Linked DNA regions of Homo sapiens: region 2 is linked to region 1. Evidence: chromatin contacts called from ENCODE Hi-C or POLR2A ChIA-PET data. All regions are on one chromosome and are shown on one strand. Each heading gives the region's core, a stretch centred on a gene start or an enhancer-like site at or near the end of the contact. The rest is flanking DNA. Distances are from core to core; before and after follow the strand shown. Region 1 has its middle 30 kb from the start of FOXL3-OT1. Region 2 has its middle 65 kb from the start of PDGFA.

Region 1 (7,911 bases), core at 3,151-5,650:
AACTCTCAGTAGCTGTATCTACATTGTTTTAATTTCAGTGACTGTATTTTTCATTTTTAGGAGATTTTTTGTTGTTGTGGTTCTTTTCCAAATTTGCCTGGTTTTGTTCCATTGTTTGCTGATCTTTACTCATTTTTTAAGATAGCTTCTTTCCATGTTTTTAATTGTTTGACAATTTTTAATGCTGTGTATTTGATGACTCTTTTGTCTGAATTTCTTGAAGACATCGTCTTGCTGCCACACTGCTTTGCATACTTTGCATTTCTTCTTTGCAGGGTGTATAGGTTTCTCCTGTGAGTTCGTGGTCTGTAGTTTTATCTGGAAATCCTGCGTGGCCGCTGTTGAGGGTGTGTCCCCAGGGTGGTTTGCAATTTGCTGTTGAGGGTGTGTCCCCAGAGTGGTTTGCAATTTGCTCCTGCCAGAGGCCCCCAGGGATTTCCAGGCTCATCCCACTTTTCCCCCAGTTCCTCATTTGGGCATTCCCTGGCCTCATGGTGGTGTATTTTCTCAGCCTGACCACACTGCGGGCAGTTTTATTGTTATAATTCTTAGCAGAAACTTTCTTCCCACGAGAGCTCAGACTAAAACAAACAAGCTCCTCTAGCGCCTGGGCTCCATGCGAGGGTCACGGTTCTAACCCCCGGCTTGTGTGAGTCCAAGGTCTCATCTTTTTTCCATTGACGGGCATTGAAGCACAAGCCCGCTCACACACCTCCCGCGGCCGTTTTCAGCTTGGACTTTTCCTAGTTTCTCAAAGCGCAGGTCTGCATTTGAAAGGGATCTGCCATGTTTTGGGATCTTTCTAAGGGATTTACTAAGTGATTAGTCAGACGTCCTTTTGGGGCAGTCCACAGCATTGCTTACACCAGATATAACCCCATTTTACAGGTAAGCAGACTGAGGCCACAAGCCCTCCCCAGTGACACAGGCTAACACGTGCGGAGCCTTGGATGACAAGGAAACTTGCTCTCGTGGAGACAGCAGAGATGCCTCAGTCAACAGCAGGGAGGCAGGACACGCACATTCTGACGGCACACCCTTCCCCGATCTGCACCAGATGAAACGCAGAGAAACTCCAGTAACTTCCAAAACGATAGCTAACCAGGAACCAAGGATTACCGCTACACCCGGCCCACCCGAATACACCCTGAATTCCCTCTGTGCAGATCCCAGGACTTCTACGTTCTATTTCTGGCATTCTGGGATTCAGCCCGTTGACAAACCTGCCCCAGGCCAGGCCCAGCCAGGCAGGTCCTGAGAACAGGGTGCCACTGTGCCTGCGGGCAGCCCGCCGTCAGCTGGGAGGGATGGAGAAGCAGCAACTGCACCGGACATCTGCCAGGCAGTGTCGACGGCCACAGGGCACGGGGGCCAGCCAGACGTTATGAGACAGAATCAGCACCCTGTTTATTTGAAGCCACCTTTTCTCTCTAAAGGATAACCAATTTGGTCTAAGTTTCTTAGATGATAGAGTAAAAGGTGAAAACCCCATGTATCCTCCCTTTGTATGCGTCAGCTCTTGCCATGACAATGCAGGGGAAAAGCCACCCAGCACCCAGCGGCTCTGGCAGGAGTAACCGCTGGTCAGGGCAGGCGCAGCCAGTGGCCATTCACAGGCTTGGGCAGCAGTAACCACCAGTCAGGGTAGACACAGCCAGTGTCTATTCACGGGGAGCTGAGCTGTGCTTTGCCTTGTGGGTTGGGCTCAGCCATCTGTGCTTTTTTCTGGGGCTCAGGCTCAGGTGGCAGCTACCCAGGGGGACGCTTGTTCCAGGCGGGTCAGGAGAGGTTCTGGAGTGCAGCCCTCACAGCGTACACAGCAGCTCAGCACTGAAGCCCCATGTTCAAACAGGTTCCACGCCAAGCCCAGTGTCAGGGAGTGGGGACGTGCCCTCCTTCCACAAGAGGGTGGGGATGAACGTTCTTTAATAACAGTTTTATCCACCTCACCTGCCTCCCTTCAACCCCAAACCCCAAAGGCAGCTGCCCTGAGCACCAGCGTGTGCCCTCTGCACACTCGTTTCTCTGCAGACGCAGACCTCGCATTCTAGTTTTTGTCACACAGATTGGATCCCGCTCTGTGTACCATTCTGCCTTTTCCTCACCAGTAATCCCTCCCAGGTATTCGAGTCAATATTTGCCGAGCTCTATTTCCCCAGCTCTGTGCTTGTGATCTTGCCAAAAAGGGTCAGGCGTAGCCTCTGATCTCTGGAAACGTGCACCCAGCATGCGTCTCTCTGCTTGTCTGAGCTGGCTTCCCTGAGAGAATCTGAGAACATTTTGGGATAACAGCACCCTCCTGTTTATTGCCTGATACCACATGAGCTCTCAGTCAGCCTGGGAGGTCAATCCCACAGGTTAGCCCTATTTTTGGCGAGGGCACATGGATGCTAGAGAAGTGGCCAAGATCACAGAGCAGCTGAGAGGCTAAGTTTAGTCCAGCCCCAACCCGGGCAGCTGCAGAGCCATGTTCTTGACCCCTCTCCACGCCCAGGGTTGGATGGTGCTGGAAGCGGATGATCTTCCTGATTCCAGGTGGTTCGTGGAGCAAGAGGGGCAGCCATGAGCACTCGGAGATCAGCAGGGAGAAGGCTGAGGTCACAGGGATCCCCTGTTACAAGGGTCAGGGGAACTTGGCTCAACATCACAGGTTCTGGGGGAGGGCAACGGTGGCGCAGGATTGGGGTGAGGGTTTTTGCCAAGGAATGCAGGAGATGAGAAGAGCAGGAGTGTGGGATGGGTCACCCACAGCCTCCCCCTTCTCCCCACTACCTATCTATAAGTTATCACTGGCTCACACACAGAGGATGCTGTGGCAGAGAAGGAACTCACGCCCTGCCCAGACAGCTGCCCCTTGCTTGAGAGCACTGTTTGCTGAGCACTGTAGAACTTTATGCAGAGCCCAGGTAACTTCAGCCAGAGAGGGAATGCGATTTAAAATCTGGCCTAGACTCAACAGTAAAAAGACAAATAATTCAACTTGAAAATGGGCAAAGGATTTGATAGACATTTCTCCATAAAAGATTGGCCACTAAGCACCTGAAAAGATCATCAATGTCACTAAATTATTAGGGAAACACAAATGAAATCCACAATGAGACTCCACTCCACACCCACTAGGATGGTTATAATTTTTTTAAATGGGAAATAACAAGCGTTGATGAGGATATAGAGAGACTGGGACCCTCATACCCTGCTTGTGGAACATAAAATGGTGCTGCCACTTTGAAAAACAGTTTGGCATTTTCTCAAAAAGGCAAACATAATTACTGTAAGACTCAGAAATTCCAATCCTAGGTATACACCCAAAGGAACTGAAACAGGAACTCAGAGAGATACTAGGATACAAAGGTTCACAGCAGCATCACTCACAACAGCCACAAAGTGGAAGCAACCCACCTGTCCATCAACAGATAAATGGAGAAACAAAGTGTGGTTTGTCCATGCCGTGGAATATTATTCAGCCATGAAAAGGAATGAAGCACAGACCCAGACCATAACCTGGACAGCCTCAAAGTCACCCTGCTCAGGGAAAGAAGCCAGGCACAGCAGGCCACTGTTTCCATGATTGCATTTGTATGAAATGTGCAGAATGGGCAAATCCACAGGGAGGGAGAGCAGATGGGCGTTGCCAGGAGCTGGGGGAGGGACACTTATGAGGGACAGCTAACAGGTACAGGGTTTCTTTTTATGGTGATGCAGATGTTCTGGGATTAGGTAGTGGTGATGGCTGTACAATATTGTAAATCTACTGAAAACAGCTGGCTTGTACACCTTAAAATGGTAATTTTCTGTTACAGGAACTGTGTCTTTTTTTTTTTTGGATGGGGTTTCACTCTGTCACCAGGCTGGAGTGTGGTGGTGCAATCTTGGCTCACTGCAATCTCCGCTTCCTGAGTTCAAGTGATTCTCCTGCCTCAGCCTCCAGAGTAGCTGGGATTACAAGCACACCAGCACACCCAGCTAATTTTTTTTTTGTATTTTTAGTAGAGACAGGGTTTCACCATGTTGGCCAGGATGGTCTCGATCTCCTGACCCCGTGATCTGCCCGCCTCGGCCTTTCCCAAAATGCTGGGATTACAGGCGTGAGCCACCGCACCTGGCCCTGTGTCTTCGTTTTAAAATGGCACACACACAGTCTGGCCCAGGATGAATCCTGCAGCCCCTTCCTGCTGGGTAAGACAGAGCACTTCAACTCTCTCTGAGCCTTCAGCTTCCTTGTGCCTGAAATAGGGGCAATAGTGCCTGACTCACAGGCTGTTACGCCAATTAAGCGAGATAAGGAGAGAAACACCCAGGACTATTGTGCTGAATTAATGAGATCATGCAAACAATGTAACCCCGGGATCGAAAATAGGGCCATTTAAAAACGTCACTTGGCCCTGTTCCCATCACACCTGTGGGTGACTTGGCTTGACACCTGGCAGTGGGCCATAACCTCCCTGGATCTCTCCCCAAAGCAAATCCTTCAGCCTCTGTGCTGAAGTCCTAACAGCCTGGCCCTAAGCCCCTTTGCCCAGGACACTCACCTGAAGCCAGCATGTCCCTACCCACTCCAGCCAGGCCTGCAGGGAGGGTGGGACTTCTGAAACCACATCATGTCACACTCCTTTTCCCCGCAGCCCCCTTTAGGAAACCCTGCCAGGTACCTAGAATAAAGTCCACGTCTTTATGGCCCACAGAGCTCTGGGATCGCCCTCCTCCACCTGCCCCAGGCCTCGGCAGCAACCGGCTTCATGCATCACTCCACACCCAGCCCACCCAGCCACAGCAGCGCCCATGGGACAAGCCCAGGCTGTGGCCTTCCGGCTTTGCTGTGTTTTCCACTGCACTTCCCGCTGTGGGAAGTAGCTATGCCATGCTTTCTGATGTTAGGCTGCGTTCATTGCATGACAGTTTTGTGTGCCTGTTTCCTTGTTTGCCCCACAGGCTCCATCCACAGACCAGGCGGCGAGTGGTCAGCGCACGGGAGGACTGCCCTTGGGAAGCGCCGCCAAGGCCTTTCTAGCCTCAGTTTCCCAGCTGGAAAACGAGGGGTGCGGGCCCCTCATGCGCAGCCCCTCCTAGCTCTCGAGGTGCAGCGCGGGACTCCCTAGCCCAGGTGGCGATGTGCTTGTCATAAGCCCCTCTCCCTGTCTGGCCACGGAAGCCGAGGCCTGACCGGACGCTGAGGAGTGGGCAGCTTTCCCGTCATCCCACCCTTTCCAGATCTGTCCCCTAAAGCCGGACGTCCGCGCCCGCCCAGCAGCCGCCTTCCAGGAGCTCGGTGCACCTGCTGTCCCGCAGGTGAGGCCGAGGCTGCACGGCCGCGCCACGCCACCAGGTGGCAGCAGAGCGCCAGGGATGGGCCGGGCCGCGGGCTGGGCCAGGCGCAGAGGGCGGTGATCCGGGCCCCGCCCCAACCCCCGGCCACGCCCCCCGAGGCCCAGGCCCCGCCCCCGCCGCCCCGCAGACCCAGGTCTGGGGTCCAGGCCTGCAGCCCGACGCCCCGAAAGAGAGCAGCGCCCTGGACGGAGCGGGGTTGGGGTGGCAGTGGGAGGGCTCCACCAAGAAGGCTGGCTCTGTAAGCCCCTGACACCCATCTTCTCGCGCAGTCACTCCCACAGCCACCCTGTAAGAGGGGCTGAAACGCGGGGAACGCTTGCAGAGCAGCTGTCCTGGTGCTCAGCGAGACAGTGACCTGCTCAGCCCCTGGCGTCCAGTCCGGCTGCCCTCAGGCCCCTCCCTACCCCATCTTTTCTCAAATGCCCTTTAGGGCCTCTGCACCAAATTGAAGCCGAGTGGTCTCTGGATTCACTCCTGTCCTGACCTAGGAGGGGTCTTGCCCAGACCCCAGGCCTGGGGCCTTGCTGGGGCCAGGAGGGCAAGGCGGGGAGGGGGCCCAGGGATGTTGAGCAGGAGACAGACCCAGGCCAGAGGTTTGCTGAGGACAGAGGGGCAAGGAAGGGCCCCAGGGACCCTAAGCAGTTGCCCCCTGGAAAAGACCCCACCCAGGGCCCTTGCTGAGGACAGAGGGCAGGGGACAGGGGGCTCAGGGACCCTGAGCAGCTGCCAGGAGAGGGACCCAGGAAGTCCGGCCTCTCAAACTGAGGTGCCATCCACTCCCCTTGAGGGAGGCTCGGAGTCGGGAAATCCAGGCAGGTGGGAAGGCGCCCCCCTAGTGTCTTCTTCCTCCGCTGTGCTAGTTACATAAAAATTATGGAAGACCATGGTTTTGAACTAAGCGCCTGCTCTGGGTAAAAATCAAATGCAGTCACCCATGGTCAGGCTGTCTGTCACCAAACCCAACCGAAGTTGTCATCTGACCTTCCAAAAAATCAAGAGAGGGCGATTGGCCAGACACGGCGGCTCACACCTGTCATCCCAGCACTTTGGGAGCCTGAGGCAGGAGGATGGCTTGAGCTCAGGAGTCTGAGACCAGCCTGGGCAACACAGTGGAACCCTGTCTCTATAAAAATAATAAATTATTTTAAAAAACAAAAAAGAAAGAAAGAAAAGGAGAGAGAGAGAGAATGGCCAATTTCCCAAACAGGCCGGTTCCAGTCTTCAATCAGTGTGGAATGAAGTTCCCTCTGCTTTAATCCTTAGCCTGAAGTCACCCGATGTGAGACAATCGATTGGTTGTTTTTGTATTTTTCTGCTCCCTGTCCCCGCCCTGCAGGGACAGTAACTTTGAAACGACCCCTCCGCCTGTGTTCTTTGCCTCTGCTTTCTTCTAGGAAGCCCTTTCCATCTGTAAAGCCGCCCCCTCTGCTCAGCTCGAGGAAGCACTAGTTCTGTTTTACAGAGGGACACATTGCCCGATTCTAGAATCGAAATAGAGTCCATTAAGATCTTTAAACTACATGTGTTGTCATTCTGTCCGTTGACAGTGGAAAACCATTTAACACATTGTTTTGTACTAAAGCAAACACAGATGTCCTCTGGAGTTGAATGCAAAGTTTCCATGAAATCCTGTTTAAAAAACAGAAATGTTGAAGCAATTTTGAACCTGGTGGGTGCTGTGTGGGGTTGTGCCCCCAGATCACAGTGGGGCCACACATTTGGCGTCCTCTGATTTTACAGGTACGCCCACAGAGATGTTTGAGAAACCACACAAAACCCATGGTCCCCACTAACAGGGTCATAGGAGAGAATTTGCTGGAAGTCTGGAGGGATGTCAGTGCTGGTGTGGGCAGGACACCAACGCCACAGGGTGGGGTGCGGGGTTGGCCCCCATGGCCACTCTAGCAGTGACCATTCCAGCCTCATGTGCATTGGGGGAGGCCAGCGTGGGGGCAGTGCTACGAGGAGGGACTTGTAGACAGGCCGGGAGGTCGTACTTGCAAACCCTTCCCTCTACGTCCCCAGGCAGCATCTCCTCCCATCTTTCCCTGGACCTCCCACCCCAGCCTCCCCCAGCTCTGCCCTCTCCTGAGCCCCAAACCCACCTCTGATGGTCAAGAGTCATATTAATAGAGTGTTGAATTTTAAGGTAAAAGCATGACTATCCTACAAATATGAAATGCAGCGAGGATTTTATTGAACGCCTTAATTAGCAAGGAAACCAATAAGACGTTAGAACTGGCTCACAGGAGAATTCAAAGCACATTATATAGAAAATAAGGAATGGGCCGGGCACGGTGGCTCACGCCTGTAATCCCGACACTTTGGGAGGCCAAGGAGGGTGGATCACTTGAGGTCAGGAGTTCAAGACCAGCCTGGCCAACATGGCGAAACCCCATCTCTACTAAAATTACAAAAATTAGCCGGGTGTGGTGATGGGCACCTGCAGTCCCAGCTACTTGGAGGCTGAGGCAGGAGAATTGCTTGAACTCAGGAGGCGGAGGTTGCAGTGAGCCGAGATCGCGCCACTGCACTCCAGCCTGGGAGACAGAGCGAGATTCTGTCTCAAAAAAAAAAAAAAAAAAA
Region 2 (7,911 bases), core at 4,041-6,540, 130 kb after region 1:
AGAAAATTTAAAAGCAAATAAAATATAAAAGGTAAAACAAAACCGAAGCCCCCCTCCCTTCCTTCTAAACCCTTGTTCTCCCTAAAGCTGCTCTGCCCGGGCCCTGTGGCCAGACCCTAGAACCCCCACGTGGTCCCTCCCCAGACCCCTCCCACCTTCCTGCTCTGAGACCCTGCTCTGCTCGCCCCGCTACCTGTGTGGAGCCCACAGGGTGGCCACCCCCAGCCCCTCCCGCAGAGCCCACACAGCATGGCTGTGCCATCGGCCGATGAGGTTTCCTCCCCCCACCCCCCAACCCACCCACAGGCAGGGGCCTGGCAAGGGCAGCTTCCTGCTAGACCCGGCACCGGTGGCAGAGCTGATGGTGACAGGAGCTTGTGCACCTCAGCTCCACAGCATGGAACAGGATCCACAGCCCATGGGAGGCTCAGAGTGGGCGCCCAGGGGTGTTTGTCAAATGAATGAGTGAGCACAGCGAGCCTCCCCAACACCCCGGAAGTCGGCTTTAGTCCCCTTCCTGCCTCTGCTGAGTCTGGACGGCCTCCCATTGCTGCAGGACCACCCCCAACTTCATGTCCAGGAGGGCCCTGAGGCCACAGAGCCCTGGGTCCCACCCGACACTGCCTCAGAGGGGCCTCTGCTCCCTCCCATGCTCCTGCCCTCCTGCCGCCTCTCAAGCTCTCTCCATCTTTCACTTCCCCTCCGCCTCTCCCCCTCCATCCGTCTCTCCTCTTCCTCCATCTCTTCCCCTCCCTCCCTCTCTCCCCATCCCTCTGTCTCTCCCCTCTATCCTTCTGTCTCTGTCTCTCTCTCTTATGCTGTCTCCTCTCTCTGTGTCTTTCCCCTCCGTCTCTCTCTCTCTGTCTCTCTCTGTTTCTCACTCTTCTGTCTCTCTCTGTCTCTGTCTCTCTCTGTCTCTGTTTGTCTCTCTCTCACCCTCTCTCCCCTCTCTCCGTCTCTCTCCCCTCCATCTGTCTCTCTCTCTCTCTCTGTCTCTCTCCTGTCTCTCTCTCTCTCTCTCTGTCTCTCTCCTGTCTCTCTCTGTCTCTCTCTCTCTGTCTCTCTCCTGTCTCTCTCTCTTTCTCTCCTCCTCCCTCTCTTTCCATCTCTTTCCCTCTCTCTCTTGTCTCCTCTCTGTTCCCAGCAGGGCGTGGCTGCCCCAGGAGAGCTGAATGAGGTCTCTGAGCGCTTTGTTCTGCCCTGGGGGAGGGACAGTTGGGCCGGAGGTGCCTTTGCAGCATCACTCAGCAGCCAGGGGACTAATTAAGAGCTTGAGTTACCCTAGCGAGGCTGGAAATGGGACCTGCCTCTGCCCCTCTGCTGCTCCCCCAGGGGGCTGCTGAATCCCTTCCCCGCTGGGCTGCTGGGCCCCTGCCCCCCTCACCCCCCAGCAAACAAACAAACAAACATTCCGCCCAGTTTCTGATTTTCCCAGACGCGCACTGACGTTTGAGCGGCCTGGAGGTCTCTGGGGGCAGCGTCCTGCGCAGAGCCCAGCACAGGTGACCGCCCTGAGGCCTCCCGCCCCAAGAGCAGAGCACGGGGTCACACCCTTCCCCACCCGGCCCCACTCCCTTGTAATTTGGGAGTGACGTCACCCCCTCCTCAGCCACGTTTGAGGAAAAGTCCCCATTCACAGGAAGGCGAGATTTGTGGTGATCCTGAAATAGCCCCAAAGAGCCGCCTGCCACCCCCGTCAACCCCCGTCATGCCCAGAAACCACACCAGGCCAAGGACAGAGGGCAACGGCTCCGGGGCCTTTGAAGCCCACGGGAGACTTGAAGAAACGTCCGGAAGACCAGGCTCTGCTGTGGGCCAGCCCCCGGAGCCATGTGTGAGAATCGCTCGGGGAAGGAGCGTGTGAAGCAGAGGGGAGGGGAGGGAGGGACGCAGCCCTGCGCACTCTGAAACCCGGCTTCTGGCCTCCGACGGGGGAGAGTGCATTCCTGTGGCTCCCGGCCCCACGCCCCAGGGAGGGAGGGACCATCCTCACTCTTGGCAGCCAGGACCCCGAATGCAGAGCTTCCAGGACTTGTCCCAGGCCACGCAGCCACCCCGAGGCAGCCGGGACGCAGAGCCTGGCCCCAGCCCCAGCTCCGCGGTGCACAGTATGGCCTCAGACAGCGGCCTCACGCCTCTGCACCTCAGTGTTTGCACCTGTAAAACGGGACTGGTCCTCAGCCTCCACCTCGAAGGGTTGTGTGGGGTTGCATGGAATTCGCCAAGGGAGCGAAGAGTCTGCGGAGATCACCGCTAATATCCCCAGGGCCTGAGCCAGGAGGGTCCACACCCTGAGGCCACTCAGGCCCCATCAAGGGTCAGCAAGAGGGAGGAAGCCTGGCAGCTCCGTCCACCCCCTCGGTCCTTCCTTGCTGAGCCAGCCCTCCCTGGGTCCCAGAAAGACGACGGGGGTGTCAGAGGTCCCTCCTGCAGGCCGGCCCAGGGCCCCAGCGAGCTGGGGGTTGGAGGGGAATTCCCATCCGCAGGGAGGCACCGGGGCTTCAGGAAATGCCTGGGCAGAGGGAACAGGGCAGGCCAGGCGGGGGTCCGTGCTCTCACCCCTCTCCAGGTGTGCTTCTGGCTGTGGCTTGGAAACATGAGGACCTGAAGAGGGGCTGGGGCCCAGGTGGGCACCATTGCGTAGAGAAGCTGCGTTTGAGGCACGCAGGGGAAGCCCCAGCCCCCTGAAGAGGAGGAGCCTCCACGGCCAGCACAGGCCGTGGTCCCTGGAGACACTGTGGGAGCCGGTGCCTCAGGCCTGGACAAGTGCCATGGGTTGGGGGGGGCGCCCGCACCAGCCATGCTCTCCTGGCAGGATGGGGTGGCTCAGGCATCCCCATGCTCTGGGTAGAAGGTCTTCCTGCCACACTGAGGCCGGCCAGCACCCTCTGCCCCTGCGCCGTGTCCACCATTGTCTGGCTGGAGCCCTGGGGAAAGGCCCCAGAGGCCTGGACTGTCCAGACCCACAGGCACAAAGCGAACTCAGGAGCAGCCCAAACCCGGAAGGAACCTGCTTTCATTCCAGCAGACACGGGCTCCGTGTGTCACGTTCAATGATAACACCTGATTGTTGATCACTGTGTCTAATGCCAGACATCGTTCTAAGGGTTTGTATCTATGAACACACTCACAGGGACCTTGAAAGAGGTTCTGTGATCTCCCCATTTCACAGATAAGAGAAATCGAGGACAGGGAGATGTACGCAGCGTCCCCAAGGTCGTGCAGCTGGTAAGGAAAGGCCCGGAATCCAACCCCGGGCAGCCCGCGCCTTCCGCCCACGTTAGGCTCCCCCACTGTTAAAATTGCACGTTTTTATTGTATGGTTTGGTCTGTTTTCATTTTGAGTTGGTTATGGAAGGCGAGGGCCTGGGGGCGGGTGGGCTAGGCACATACTCCAGGGGCCTCTGAGGTCCTGACCCAGCAGCAGGACCAGGAACCACGTCGATTCTCCAGCATCTTCCCATGGATGGGCACTCCCGGCCGGCATTGCTGTTCCCTGGAGTCAAATGATGCTTGTCCTGCATCTCCAGGCCCCACAGGTGGACGGGCCCTCCTGGGCAGCATTGCTCTTCCCTGGAGTAAAACGATGCTTGTCTTGCATCTACACGCCCCGGAGGCAAGGGCTCCTCAGGCTCTTGTGGGGAGGAAGAGGAGAATGCCACCCCCTCAGCACCCCCACCCAGCACAGGAACGCCCACCACCCTCGTGGTCCTGACGCCACTGTCCTGAGCTGCTGTGACAGGTCTGGGGAGACCCCTGGATCCTCCAGCCCTCCCCCCCCGGGTGGCGAGGGGTCTCTTGCCCACAACAGCTGAGTAAACAAGCCCAGGTTGGGCAAGAGACTCCCCAAGTGGGTGGCAGAGCCTGGTTCTGACTCTATGCAGACTCCAAGTCAGAATTCTCTCCAGGGGTCCACACGGCCACCTGAGGAAGGGGTAACAATTCCTGCACCTGACTGGGCTTTGGGCCTGCGGAGCCGATGAAGTGGGAGCTCACCAGCTGGGGTGGCCAGACCCCCACCTACATGCACGGGTCCCTCTACAGCCCTTCTTGTCACAGCTGCAGGCAGGCCTCAGTTTCCCTGTCTGTAAGAGGGAGGCGGACGTCCTGGGCAGGGTGTCCATTCCCAGGGGCTGCCCTGGGACACAGCAGCACCAGGCATCTCCCCCTGGACAGCACCCGCAGCACCCACAAAAATCTGCCGGGGGCCACCGAGCCGGGGCCGCACAGCCAGAGCAAGGAGGCCTTCCTGGTGGAGGGGGCTCGTCACCTGGCCCTCAGTGAGGTGTGGGTCTGCCGGCGTCTATCCTGAGTCCGTCCGAGCGCCGGCGTCTATCCAGAGTCCATCCGAGCGCCGGCGTCTGTCCGGAGTCCTTCGAGCGCCCGCGTCTGTCCGGAGTCCGTCCGAGCGCCCGCGTCTGTCCTGAGTCGGTCCGAGCGCCCGCGTCTGTCCTGAGTCCGTCCGAGCGCCGGCGTCTGTCCTGAGTCCGTCCGAGCGCTGGCGTCTGTCCTGACTGCATCGGAGCGCCGGCGTCTGTCCTGAGTCCGTCCGAGCACCGAGGTTACAGCCCCTGTGCTGGGGCAGAACAGCATGTCCGTTGGGCTGCAGATGGGACGGTGCCCTGGGGACCCAGGAGGGGTGGACGCCTCCACCAGGGCCTTCTCCACTGGCCCAGCCTGGGCAAGACGCGGGCCCAGGTCAGCATCCACCCTGTCCCCCGTGTGTCCTCGGGGGCCCAGTCAGCCAAGCTCTGCCTCTCCTGACCTCCACCGGCCCATGCAGGCCTCGCCCGGACAGGTGGGAAGCTCAGAAGTCAGGAGCAGTCTGAGCCCAGAGTCAGGTTCCCGCCCTGGAGCATCGCTGGGGCCCATCTCCACGTGGATACAACGGGGCAGCATCCACCTGAACCCGAGGCCATGGGCAGCTTCACAACACAGAGTTCCCACAGTGCCTGGCCCTTCCCTCCTCCCTGTGCCAGGCCTGGGCTGGACGCAGGACGTGGGGACGGCTGTGTCCGTGTCCCCGGGGAGCACAGGGGCCACTGTGAGTATCACATGCAGTCGCTACTCCCCGCTGAGCCTCCGTTTCCCCACCTCTGAGTGGGGCTCCCTCTGCCCCCCGCCCCCACGCTCACACGTGCACAGACGGGCTGGGGTCTGAGGGTGACCTTGCTTCCCCGTGGGCTCCCCCGGAAGGGGCCTTTTCCCTGGGCTGCCCGCCCGCCCGGCCGCCCACATGCCCACCAGGCAGCCGTAGGGACACTTCCTGGCCACCCGCCAGCTCCCCGACTCGCCTATGGTGATTGCTGGCGCCCGGCCAGCCGCTGTCACTGGCCCCGGGGGCCCCTCAGCATTCTTGGCTTTTGTTTCCGATGACGCTGGGTCCACTGGGAAGGGAGAGACCAGACCAGGAGGGGGTTCAGGGAGAGCCAGCGATGCGACGGCAGGACCCCCAGGCCTCCCACCCCAACGCCGGGACCCCCAGGCCTCCCACCCCAATGCCAGGACCCCAGATCTCCCACCCCAGACCTCCCACTCCAACACTGGGACCCCTGGGCCTCCCACCCCAATGCCGGGACCCCCAGATCTCCCACTCCGGACCTCCCACTCCAACGCTGGGACCCCCAGGCCTCCCACCCCAACGCCAGGACCCCAGATCTCCCACCCCAGACCTCCCACTCCAACACTGGGACCCCCAGGCCTCCCACCCCAACGCCGGGACCCCCAGGTCTCCCACTCCGGACCTCCCACTCCAACGCTGGGACCCCCAGGCCTCCCACCCCAACGCCAGGACCCCAGATCTCCCACCCCAGACCTCCCACTCCAACACTGGGACCCCCAGGCCTCCCACCCCAACGCCAGGACCCCAGATCTCCCACTCCGGACCTCCCACTCCAACGCTGGGACCCCCAGGCCTCCCACCCCAACGCCAGGACCCCAGATCTCCCACCCCAGACCTCCCACTCCAACACTGGGACCCCTGGGCCTCCCACCCCAATGCCGGGACCCCCAGATCTCCCACCCTGGACCTCCTACTCCAACACTGGGACCCCCAGGCCTCCCACCCCAACGCCAGGACCCCAGATCTCCCACCCCAGGCCTCCCACTCCAACGCTGGGACCCCTGGGCCTCCCACCCCAACGCCAGGACCCCAGATCTCCCACCCCAGGCCTCCCACTCCAACACTGGGACCCCCAGGCCTCCCACCCCAACGCCAGGACCCCAGATCTCCCACCCCAGGCCTCCCACTCCAACGCTGGGACCCCCAGGCCTCCCACCCCAACGCCAGGACCCCAGATCTCCCACCCCAGACCTCCCACTCCAACACTGGGACCCCCAGGCCTCCCACCCCAACGCCAGGACCCCAGATCTCCCACCCCAGACCTCCCACTCCAACACTGGGACCCCCAGGCCTCCCACTCCAACGCCGGGACCCCCAGGCCTCCCACCCCAACGCCAGGACCCCCAGATCTCCCACCCTGGACCTCCTACTCCAACGCTGGGACCCCCGGGCCTCCCACCCCAATGCCAGGACCCCAGATCTCCCACCCCAGACCTCCCACTCCAACACTGGGACCCCTGGGCCTCCCACCCCAACGCCGGGACCCCCAGGTCTCCCACCCCGGACCTCCCACTCCAACGCTGGGACCCCCAGGCCTCCCACCCCAACGCCAGGACCCCCGGGCCTCCCACCCCAATGCCAGGACCCCCAGGCCTCCCACCCCAATGCCGGGACCCCAGATCTCCCACCCCAGACCTCCCACTCCAACACTGGGACCCCCGGGCCTCCCACCCCAACGCCGGGACCCCCAGGTCTCCCACCCCGGACCTCCCACTCCAACGCTGGGACCCCCAGGCCTCCCACCCCAACACCAGGACCCCTGGGCCTCCCATCCCAATGCCAGGACCCCCAGGTCTCCCACCCCAATGCCGGGACCCCCAGGTCTCCCACCCCGGACCTCCCACTCCAACGCTGGGACCCCCAGGCCTCCCACCCCAACACCAGGACCCCTGGGCCTCCCATCCCAATGCCAGGACCCCCAGGTCTCCCACCCCAATGCCGGGACCCCCAGATCTCCCCTCCAGACCTCCCACCCCAACGCCGGGACCCCTAGATCTCCCACCCTGGACCTCCCACTCCAATGCTGGGACCCCCGGGCCTCCCACCCCAATGCCAGGACCCCCGGGCCTCCCACCCCAATGCCGGGACCCCCAGATCTCCCACCCCAGACCTCCCACTCCAACGCTGGGACCCCCCAGGCCTCTGGGGCCCACAGAGGAGGGGTGGCAGTGAGGGTGGGGGGCTGTGTTGATGTGCGACTTCCAGTGTGGGATGGGAGTCGTCTCCCTGAAGAGGAAGAGGGAGCACAAGGGGCCTTGGGTGCTGCTGGCGCTCCCGAGCTGAAGGCGGGCAGAATGGACTCAGCACCAGGCCTCGGGTGAGGGGCTGGGGACAGCAGTGAGGCCTTGTCCTCCCGCAGACTCCCAGGGGTGTGAGGGTGAGGTCGAGAGGGCCACAGGTCAGGGTCTGACCCTGCCCCACGGGGACATCGCTGCCTGTACGGCCCTCCCCTAGGCCCCACTGTCCACGGGGGCCCCTCTGGGTTAAGAGCAGCGACAACTGTTCCTATTCATACCGCCTGGCCTCAGGTCCACGGCTGCGGCCACAGAGCCCATCCAGGAATTCTGCTGCTCTCAGTTTACATTTAAAATAAATGTTTCCTTAACTCGCATCTCATGGCCGGCGGTGAACGGCAGGAATTGTGAGCGCACATCCCGCCCTCCCTGCTGGACACTAAGGATGGGGGTCCCCTGGACCGAGCCTGGACAGTAGGGATGGGGGTCCCCTGGGCCAAGCCCAGACAGTGGGGGCAGGGGTCCCCTGGGCTGAGCCCGGACAGTAGAGGCGGG

Evidence for each region. A loop is a pair of places that touch in the nucleus more often than their neighbours do. ChIA-PET counts read pairs that join two places held with the same protein, here RNA polymerase II (POLR2A). Pooled maps may share reads with other maps.
Region 2: a pooled map shows a loop between it and region 1 (4-fold over the local background). The contact joins two enhancer-like sites. A Hi-C loop is called at or near these places in 1 of 168 maps with a recorded cell type or tissue (naive thymus-derived CD4-positive, alpha-beta T cell) and 8 of 50 pooled maps. POLR2A ChIA-PET finds 5 or more read pairs at or near these places in 1 of 52 experiments (PC-3).

What each region holds. Positions count from the first base shown.
Region 1 is chr7:316,956-324,866 of GRCh38, forward strand. No RefSeq gene overlaps it. Among named protein-coding and RNA genes, the nearest start is that of FOXL3-OT1, 30 kb to the left of the region's middle. RefSeq lists a silencer at 5,229-5,478. Within about 2 kb of position 4,401, at least 8 of the 41 ENCODE cell types and tissues checked have a DNase peak (open chromatin) inside an H3K27ac peak, as active enhancers do.
Region 2 is chr7:450,506-458,416 of GRCh38, forward strand. No RefSeq gene overlaps it. Among named protein-coding and RNA genes, the nearest start is that of PDGFA, 65 kb to the right of the region's middle. RefSeq lists enhancers at 1,141-1,210, 1,841-2,160. Within about 2 kb of position 5,291, at least 2 of the 41 ENCODE cell types and tissues checked have a DNase peak (open chromatin) inside an H3K27ac peak, as active enhancers do.